2 separate regions of the Homo sapiens genome follow, and region 2 is linked to region 1. Evidence: read pairs that join two places in POLR2A ChIA-PET (ENCODE). Cell type or tissue: Panc1. All regions are shown on one strand. Links, peaks and the distances in the headings refer to the core of each region. The heading gives the core; the rest is flanking DNA. Region 1 overlaps AFG2A (AAA ATPase AFG2A). Region 2 overlaps AFG2A (AAA ATPase AFG2A).

Region 1 (5,382 bases), core at 313-5,312:
CTTCTCAACAAGGACGGCAAAATATAAACCATTCAAATTGATGGCAGCAGCGGGCCATCCAAAGTAGTCACTGCCACTTTGGCAGCCGGGACCGGCTGTGGTGGGGCACGGGTGTGGGTGCAGGTGGGGTTGCAGGCTGTGGATCCTCAGGTGGACTCCAAGGCGAACGGTACCTGGGGCCTGCTGCCCTGGAAGCCCAACCCTGGGATCCACTCAGGTGGGGCCGGGCTGACCTACCTGCAGGCGGGGGAAGAGCACGGTCTGGCATGGAGGGGTCTCAAGGCAGAGTTGGACCCAGGGGTGCTGCAGTTGCGCACAGAGTGAAGGGAGGTGGGCCTGAACGCACAGTGGGGCCGTACTTCAGGGGTGTGGGGTGGAAAGCGGGAGTGGCGCCCGCTTCCCAGACCTGGCAAGCGACTCTGTCGCCGCACCCACCCTGCTGGCGGCTCCAAGTTCCTGCACCTCAGCTGGAGGCTCAGCCCGGGCCACCGACGCTGCAACCCCAGGATCCACCCCACGTCGGAGTGACTGTTCAGCCTGGCGCTCCCGACAACTGGGTTTGGGGCCCGCGATCTGCCCCAGAGGTGCCCCCCGGCAGGGTCTCAAGCTGTGCGAGGAGGAGCCCCAGGCTGCCACCGAGAGCCGGGTCCACAGGGGGAACTTGCGGCAATGTCATCCTTGCCTTGGACGGCAGCCCAGCCCAGCGATGGCCTGGAGCCCTGCTCCAGGCTGCAAGGAGGCAGACAGGATAGCAGAAGCAACTGTGAGAGCAGCAGTGGCAACAGTCTCCTGTGTCCCATGTCCTCAAGGTGGACTGTGCCACCTCCACCCTCGCACAGGTAGCAGGACCTGCTACTAAGTTCGGAGCCGCCATTGCAGCCTCAACCTCGCGCCCCACCATGTCTTGAAAGCCCACAAGCACCTGGCCAAAGGTGCTGCCACTGGGACTCACAGGACTAGCCCTGGGAGCATCGGGTTTGTTTGTGCTGGGTTGGCCAGGGCCACTATGCCACCTGCACCTCACCTGCCACCACTGTGGGAGATGCAGAGAAGGCAGCACAGTCAATGCTGCACACTCTGCAGAGCCAGGGACTGGCGGGAGCTCTGCCCCTTATGAGTTGGTAGGGTGAGAGCTCCCCAGGCACAGCTGCAGCTGCCTGGGTTGTGGCTGTGGGCCTGGGTCTCCTGGTGCTCTCGAGTACCCAGGTGGGTCCCCCATCATCAGCAGACTCAGGGGTATCTGCTCCCATTGCCTGGCCTCTTCCTGGTCCCAGCGTTGTTGTGGCCCAGCCAGGTGTGTGCTGCTCCAGGCAGCACTGACACACCAGCCTCCTGCCACCTTGGCCCTTCTGGACTATGGATGCCAAGTAGGAGAGGGAGGCCAAGATGGAGCTGAATGAGGCTCTGGGCTGGCCTGTGGGTGCTCCTTGGCACGGGTGTGAGCAGCCTGGGTGTGATGGGCAGCAGCAGGATGCAGACAGGTTCCTGGGTGGGAAGGGGCAGGGCAGGTCCCTGGTGAGGCCTCATCTTCAGAACAGGGCAGGCCTGAAGGCTGGGGGCCAGGCTGCCAGCCCTGCGGACCAGAGTGGGGACTTGTGGTGCCTTTACCGCAGGCCCATGGACCAATCGGCATGCACTTCCTCCCCTCTGAGGCTCATAAAAGCCCTGGACTCAGCCAGAGCAGAGCAGAGCCAGTGGAGGGACCGACTGCAGAGAGGAGCTACCCTCTCTGCTGAGAGCTGCTGAGGTCAGGATGATCAACATCAGAGAGGAGTCTACCCTCTTCAGGGCCTCCTCTCTGCTAAGAGCTGCAGACAACAGGATGACCAGCAGCAGAGAGGAGCTACCCTCTCTGCTAAGAGCTGAACATTCGTCGGGACAACCTGCCTGCAGAGAGGAGCCACCCACTCCAGGCCTCCTCTCTGCTGAGAGCTCAACACTCAACGAGATGACCTGCCTACAGAAAGGAGCTACTCACTGCAGGCCTCTTCTGAGCTTTTCTAACTCAATAAAGCTCCTCTTTGTCTTGCTCACCCTCCACTTGTCTATGTACCTCATTCTTCCTAGATGCAGGACAAGAACTCAGGCAAAGGCGCCACTGGCCACAGAGGTTGCTGGTCAGAAAAGCAACAGCCCAAAGATCCCATAACAAAATCAGGCCCAACCTTGGGGAAGGGCTGCAAGAATTTACATATGAAAACTGAAAATAAAATCCAAGTCATCTGTATTCCTTTAATTACTGACAATCTTGTTTGATTAATCAGCACAATCACTCTTGCTAAAGGTTGATTTGGTGAGGATTTTGTAACTATTTACAGCCAGATTTTTTTTTTTAATATTAACTGGATATGACGCTGCAGCATACTGAAAGTTATCGCAAATGCAGGAGGAAGCTTTAATCCCTGTAGAGATCGTCTGGGTAAGTGAGCAAAGGCTCTGACAGTACAGATAATACAATTCAGTTCCAGGCCAAAAAGCTGTATTTGTTTTTGTTGTTTTTCTCCTATCCTATTAGCAGCCTGTCTCCATGGATTTGTCTGGGAAAATAAACAGTAAAGCAAGCAGCCCTCTCCATCCATTAACTCATCCTCCTAGCAAAGATCCCAAGCAAAGCTTTTGGAAAGATCATCTTTTTAAATGCACATGTGTATATTAAGTCAAACTCAAAACCAATGAAAATAAACACAAGAAAATGCACACACAGAAAAATAAGTATTTATACAGACCCTTAATTCCTTGAATCCAAACACATTGGAGAAAAAAAGCCAATGATACTCATCAAATATTTATAAACATATGAAACAGGAAATATAAATATATGAATGACTCCACACTAACCTCTATTAATTAAATTACACTAGATTAGTTATAAACCAGATTTAACTACTAATGGTCATCTTAAGTATAAGCCTTTAAAATCTAATGTTCAAATTGCCCTCCAAATCCAAGAAATAAAAATCTTCAGATTTTATATAGATATTTACTTCATCAAAAGTAAACAGCAAACTCATTTTGGAAAAAAATCAAAATATCAAGAAAAGAAAGCACATAGGAAAAATCTAAACAGAGCTTCTGTGCCTGTGGATACTTTTGGAAGAAGCTTTTATGGTCTGGAAACAGAAAAAAAAAATGTCAATGCTAATGGGAATCAGATATAAAAAAAATTCATTATCCTGTATTTAAGTTTCTACCTTCTACAGTATGTACTTTTAGCCAACCATTCAGACAAAATGATTCCATATCACTATTCTCTCTGATGGAAGAGAAACTGATATGTGAAAGAAGGAAGCAGTTAAGTTTTAAAAGACTCAAATGTGATATGTTAAAAATACTGACTATAAAAGAAATCACATCCTTAAATCAAGAACCATTTTGGTAGCATTTCTGCTTGAGATAGAGAATGCTAATGTCACAGACTCTAACATGTAACTCAAAAGAAGACTGCATCCCTGCTTGAATTTTAATCCCAAGAATCTGAGGATCACATAAAACAAACAAAAATTAACAATTTAACTCAATTATTTTTGTTTTTCTTTATCTCCTTATTTGTCTTTATGAGGACACTATAACTTCTTTTTGACAATTATAGAAAGGAGCAACACCAATATTAAGCTATCTTTTAATTTAACATTTCCAAAATCAAGGAAGAGTAGTTTCCACTCAAAGGGAGACTCTAAAAGATTTTGGAGTCCAGAGTTCTGAATGTATGCATTCATTCAGTCAGCCAGCCATTCATTCACTCAATAGATAATAATTTAAAGCAATTTTATTATTAATAGTGTTCATAAAGTTCTTCTAAAATAGTAAGTATAGCTGGGTGCGGTGGCTCACACCTGTAATCCCAGCACTTTGGGAGGCTGAGGCAGGCGGATCACCTGAGGTCAGGAGTTCAAGACCAGCCTGGCCAACATGGTGAAACCCTGTCTTCACAAAAATACAAAAATTGGCACATGCCTGTAATCCCAGCTACTCAGAAGGCTGAGGCAGAAGAATGACTTGAACCCAGAAGGCAGAAGTTGCAATGAGCAGAGATCATGCCATTGCACCCCATCCTGGGCGACAGGGTGAGTCTCTGTCTCAAAATAATAATAATAATAATAAGAAGAAGAAGAAGAAGAAGAAGAAGTATAATACAAAACTAATACTTGTATAATATTAAAGTATGAATGAAACATCTTCACTATATTACCATAACTGACCTTTTACTCTTTCCTGGCTATCTATATTTGATCTACTATTAAAGGGAAAAAAATAAATTCATGATAAGACATAGAAAGGGAGGCATTTGATGAAGTGACAAAACTTAAGTATAATACAAAACTTGAATCTCTCAATTTTTCCAAACAAGCTCTTTTTCATAGGCTACCATAAGACTTTAATATACAAACTTTATCAGAAATGCCAATATCTTCATTGCTCTGTGGTTTCTGTCTTTCATCAAAGAAAGGCTTAATGAATCATGTTCATCATTCTATTAAATGTAAAATACGAGGGGTGTCCAAAAATATATGGGTCTATGCTACTCAGAAAATATAAAACTCTATGCTAAGTCAGAATACAAGTGTTCATAGGTCTCATATGCTCAAACCAATTTGTACAATCAATTTTCACAGCTATATAAGGCCAAATACATGTTATGAAGATGTGAAAGGTAAAATGAAAAAAAAATACAGGTTGGCTTAAAATTAGAAGCAATGGCTTCAACTTCAAAATGAAAACAGGTAGGCATTTATTACTCCACGGAATCAGCAAGCCATCTCCTTTTGTGTAACATTCTTCTCAGGTTATTCAGAAGCATACTATGTTATGAAAATTTAAATTTTAAATGTCTAGAGTATAAGTTTTCTAACACATAAAATTTTTAAATAAAGTATGGATAAAAAGTATAGTCATCTGATGACACATCATGACAATACTGGAGAAAAATGACATGCTACGGGATAAAGAATAAGGTATCTGGGGAGACAGAAAGTCCTGCCTTACAATACTGCCTTCATTACTTACTAGTTCCTGAATCATGGCAAGCTATTTAATCTCTTTGAGCAGTAATTTTCTCATCTTCAAAATGTAAACAGAGGTACTACTTTGCAGGGTTGTCAGGAGAGTTACAGATTATGTACATAAAGCACGGTGTGCTGTGCCTGGTATAGTGCATGTGCTCAAATAAAAGTGGTAATAATTGTTATTATCTTAGAGTAATATTTCTGGGTTTTTCTGATTTCCCTTTATGTATTCAATTTTGTATTTTATTTTTTACTTCAAATATAATACCTAACAAAATAAACTTGTAATAAAATGCATAAAAGCAAATATTAATTTTCTGTAGATATACCTATAAAATTCAGTATATACATGATAGTTTTGCTTGGATTACATTTTTAC
Region 2 (5,382 bases), core at 325-5,324, 200 kb before region 1:
TTTATCCACATATACTTTTTTATATCCCTGTATAAAATTGATGCCAACATGTTTGGCATTTTAGAAAGACACTCAAACAGATTCTGGAAAAAGAAATCGCTTCATGGGATGAACAGACTAGGTCGCAAATGAAAAAGCTAAACATTTGTTTTTTAAACCACACCACAAATTTCCAGGTAAAACTGATTGAAACTTATGCTCAGAGATATTTTCACTGTACTTACATGACTTGAAAATCTGTAAGAACCAAAGCCCCTAAATTCTACTGAACATACTTCAAACATTTTGCCTAGTAAAATTTTTTTTAACACTCTCAAAAAATTTTAAAAAGAAACAAATTTTCTCTGGAAAGGATTTTCAGCATCTTGAATATATATATTTTCTCAGAGTGTATGCAGCCCACTCTTCTCTTGATAATCTTCATAAAAACGTCTCAATGACTCAGGAATTCTAGGTGTCACAGTGCTCAAGGCCTGAGTGAAATGTCTTTTCATGATGAGATTGGCTTGAATGTCTTCTTCCAGAGCCAGAAGAGCTGCCTCTCTGCAGACAGCTACAATCTGAAATTTTAAAAAATAAGTAAATAAAAGGAGGTAGAAAACAATCAGTACTCTTTTAGAAACATAATATTCCAAATATTCATCTGTGGTACCTTCTACAACTAAATGCCCATTGCTAAAATTTATCTGCAAGAATTAGTCCACTCAAGTTTTCAAAAGGATAAAAGGTAATCATATACAGAGCATTCTGTTCTTTCCTTCATCCCAAAGCAACGTATTAAGTACTCAGAACCAGGAGTGCCAAAAGATATCTAAGAAGTGGCATTTGCTTTTAAGGGCATTTGCTCTTAACTGTAAGGGTAGGTAGCTGTGCACGCACATACTTTTAACAAGGGATGGCAAAGGATGCATGTCTCTATGTGGTGGAGGGAGGCGGGAGCCAACGGTCAAGGGAGGGCAGAGGGGGAGATATTCTGATACAGAGTGAGGCCTTGCTCATCAACACACCGTGTCATAGCACAGAGTTTCCACATTCCTTTCAACCTTTGATGTATTACCAACATGTAAAAGCATTTCTTTATGTGTATCTCTTTAATGAGTTCTTAAATCTCAGGAATATCAGATAGGGTTGTCAACATTTACTTTGGAGAGCTGCATTAGAACAGAGAAGTGAATGCTGTTTACTCAGCCAGGAAAGCTGGAAGAATTGAAAAGAATCTGGGGAGGGGGCGGAATGGATGCAGAGGGAGGAGGGAGGAGGCAGTAGGAAAACGGAAGGGGAGGAAGGTTCAAGAATCCCGAAATGTGTTTTTAAGCTCTCTGGACTTCAGACAGCGGAAGCAGGCTGATGCCAGTGTCATTCTAAAGACACATTACGGTAGTGAAAAGAGCTTGTGGGATGAAAAGAGATATTGTGATTTTCAGGGCAACAGGGAAAACAGTGATTGATATTGACTGCGCCCTTATATTGGTAAATGAAAGGGCCAGCTGAAACACATTTGTCCATCCATTCAGCGTATTTTCTCTGTTTGTTCACTCACTGAAAAGAGTTCCTCTGCTTATGCTGGGCTAATGGCTGCCAAAGCAGTTTAGTAGCTTTTTAGGGGATTTAGCAGCATGTTTAGGGAGCTTTCAAAAACATGCATAGATTTAGATGGCTTTGTCAAATTACGACAATGTAACTATTAGTTCTGGGCTTCATTAATGAGCGCCGAAGTTAACTGTAGTGGTTATGCATGTTAATGTTTTTCTGAAAAAAGAGGGTGGCTATCATCTTGTTGAAGGAAAAAACAAAACTTCAAGGGATTAGTAAAACCACTTTATCACATGTTCTGGTGCAAAAAGAGCTCTTTTGAAAACAAGAATGTGATAATTAATAAGCACAGTAAAAACCTGTGAAATGACCAGCATGGTAAACTGGCTATCCAATGGTTCCACTGTGTTCTAAGGGGACCTTGGAGATCTCTACAAAGGGAGGTGAAGGGACCAAGTGGGAAGAGTCCCCACCCACACCCTTCTGAGCAGCACTTCTTTCATCTGGACAAGAATTTGAAGCAATGGTTGCAAGGCTAAGAAGTCTGAAGAATCACTGGAAGAGGCAAAGAGCACTACATTTCCTGCCAGGTGACGGAGCTCTCTTTCTCTCTCCTGCATACCTCCCCCACCCCTCATAGCTGAGACTCCCTCAGAGAATAGAGAGCCTGGCACATAATGGTTGGGAACATTTATTGAGCACCTACTATGTGAGTGGACAAATATTAATTACTGTACTATTTCATTTGCTATATGACTGATATCTCCCTGTTTTTGCACAGTGCAGTGATCTTGCTAATAGGGGTATGTGTAAAGTCTGATGGAAACACATCCAACAGAGTGGCCAGATGAGCATGTGTACCATGGTGGCCAGGGCGGGGGTTGGAAAAAGAGCAGGGTTGAGAAAAAAAGAGGTAACCAAAAGGCTGCCTGGAACCTCTCAACGTTTCTGGGTTTTGATTCACATGGCGAGATGGGCGGTTTGCCCCGCTGGCACATCCGAGGAAGGGAACCAATTGTCAGACAGGCTTTCACTCTCAACACACAGTAATCAAACTGGCAGAAGAAGAAATGGTTGTACTCCTGTAATCACTGGAACCTCAGGGAGCCTAATACAGCACAGTAAATAAATGTAGGTAGTGGGAAATGTTATATCATTAGGGCCTAGAAGGCTGTCCTTAGGGTCAGTTCCCCTGGGCATTCCTCTTTGCAGAATCACTTACTTTCCTTCACATTTGCTTCTATAGATTTTCTCTCTCTTTTTTTTTTTTTTTTTTTTTTTTTTTTTTTGAGACAGAGTCTCGTTCTGTCACCAGGCTGGAGTGCAGTGGCGTAATCTCGGCTCCCTGCAACCTCCGCCTCCTGGGTTCAAGCGATTCTTCTGCCTAAGCCTCCTGAGTAGCTGGGACTACGGGCGCGTGCCACCACGCCTGGCTAGTTTTTTGTATTTTTAGTAGAGATGGGGTTTCACCATATTAGCCAGGATGGTCTCGATCTCCTGACCTTGTGATCCGCCCGCCTTGGCCTCTCAAAGTCCTGGGATTACAGGTGTGAGCCCCCGAGCCCAGCCTGCTGCTATAGATTTTTCTATGAGCTATAAGTTGTTGTTTTGTGGTGGCTTACATGGTAATGACAAAGCGGCTTTAGTGATCAGTTATGGTCAGAGAAGTAGTGACCACCTGAAATGTGAATGTTTGTAACTTGGGGCCTCTAGTATATGTCAACATTTGGGAAAAATTTCCCTACTATATTTAGTACTCCCCTGTCTCTTAAACAATTCCATCTAGCTTGGAGAACTACGAAACTTGAGATATAGAAAACTTGGACAGAGTTTTGACCAGATCACTAATGGTTGGATGAGATAGGGATGACCTAGAGAACTTCTGAGTGTTAATGAAAAGAGAAACATGGGTACTCAAGGACCTCAATATGAACGTGACTTCTTCTGTGTAGAGGAAGGAGTGCAGCTGTCTGTATGTCCTAGGGCGGGAGAAACACTGCCTGAATTCAACACTTGCTTCAATAAACATTACTCTGTTTCTTTTTATTTATAAAGGATGCTCTGAAGAACTAGTCAATAAGGTCATCTTCTTCTGCCACTCTTACTTTCCTATCACATTTACTTAGCAATATACTGCCAGTAACTGAGGGAAATGTAACCAGGACACTACAAATAATTAGCCAGTCATTCTTTCGTCAATCAACATCCACTGAATAGCTACTCTGTGCAATAACTATATTAAGCCAGGTGGAAGATCCAGGCATGTCTAAGATATAGCACCTGTCTTCCCCTGCTCACAAACCAGTAGTGGATGCATGTAAGGTAAATGCCGTGTGTACCATGGTATTAGAAGTACTTTCAGGGAGGCAAATGGAAAGGGCTTTAGTGTGGAGAGAAGGAATAAGTTACAGCTTTGGAAACCAAAGTGTGAAGAACAGAACTGAGACATGCATACAGGTAAGGGAAAGGAATAAAATGAGTAGAGAAGCAGCAAGGTGGGAAGAAAGAAAACACGGATTACATTGAACTAGCCTCAGTAGACAGAATGGAGAAATTTTTTTAAAAGAATAATTCTACCATCAAATATAACTAAAATTCACAATGATAGTGTTTTCAAAGTCATGTGGGCCACAATGACAGTGAAAGCTAGTCAATGCCAGTCCTCTCTAAAGCTCTAAACCAAATCCACAAGCAGCTGATGCACAAGCAGCTGACAGAGCGCCACTCCTAAAAGTTCCTTTTGTTTTTATTTTTTCCTCATGAAAAGGCTTCTTAGTAGAAATTCCAAAAGCAAAAGCATTGACTGGATTATTGGTTCTTTTCTCCTACCGCGAATAAAAAGGTAGATTTGGAAACAGATGTATTCTTAGGATGTCCATGATGGCTGGTTTCTATTTGCTCTGGGAGCCACTTACTGTGGTATGAGTTCCAAGATATGATATAATATCTCCCAAGAAAAGTGCAGCTCTCCTGCTCTTCTCATGGTCCACGCCAGCATTTCCGTTAAGAAATCAGTGTGTTCAGGAGAAGTATTCCATGGTCAAATAAGTTTTGGGCAACACTATACAGGTTGAGTATTCCTTATCTGAAATGCTTGGGACCAGACATGTTACAGATTTTGGAATATCTGCATTCTACTTACTGGTTGAACATTTGTAATCTGAAAATTTGAAATCCAAAATGCTCCAATGAGCATTTCCTTTGTGTGTTATGTTGGTACTCAAAAGTTTTGAATTTTGGAGCACTGTGGATTTCAGATTAGTGATACTCAACCTGTATATATTCTGTTCCCCATGGTGCACAATAGAATTTTAAAGGTTTTACAAAGGCTACTAATGATGGTCAGTTTGATTTTCTTTAACCCAGTGCAATGGTCTGAATGTTTTTCTCCAAAATGTATATGTTGAAACTTAATCTCCAATGCTACTAGTATTAAGAAGTGAGGTCTTTGGGAGGTGATTAGGTTGTGAGCGTTCTGTACTCACTGACAGAATTAGTACCCCTATAAAAGAAGCCTGATGGAGCTGGTTGGCCCCTTCCACCATGTGAGGACACAGCTAGAAGGTATGTCTATGAGGAATAGGCCCTCACCAGACACCAAATCTGTTGGCACCTTGATCCTGGACTTCCCAGTTTTCAGAAGTGTGAGCAATAAATTTGTATTATTTAAAAATTGCCCAGTCCAAGTTATTTGGTTATAGCAGCCAGAATGGACTACGACACTCGTTGTTTCCCATAGAACTCTTCCCCTCCTATTTCTGGCAGAATATCTATAAATGGTTTAATGGTGATCTTTGGCACATACTTTGGGAGATACCAAACAACTCAATCAGGGCACATTATGGCTCT

The links. ChIA-PET counts read pairs that join two places held together with the same protein. Peaks named below come from ENCODE experiments on the same cell type or tissue, not always from the same donor. Only the 100,000 strongest peaks of a DNase experiment are listed, where the experiment ranks them.
Region 2: POLR2A ChIA-PET joins it to region 1 with 5 read pairs; 2 of 35 experiments call an interaction of 5 or more read pairs at or near these places.

What each region holds. Positions count from the first base shown.
Region 1 is chr4:123,110,452-123,115,833 of GRCh38, reverse strand. The region is part of intron 14 of AFG2A (AAA ATPase AFG2A); the gene reads right to left. Among named protein-coding and RNA genes, the nearest start is that of AFG2A, 190 kb to the right of the region's middle. In Panc1, for the core only: no CTCF peak of the experiment used is centred there; no DNase peak of the experiment used is centred there; H3K27ac peaks cover 2,414 bases.
Region 2 is chr4:123,309,066-123,314,447 of GRCh38, reverse strand. AFG2A (AAA ATPase AFG2A) reads right to left here. Exons shown (of 16, transcript NM_145207.3): 16 at 1-560. The coding sequence ends at 384. Among named protein-coding and RNA genes, the nearest start is that of SPRY1, 85 kb to the left of the region's middle. In Panc1, for the core only: no CTCF peak of the experiment used is centred there; no DNase peak of the experiment used is centred there; H3K27ac peaks cover 48 bases.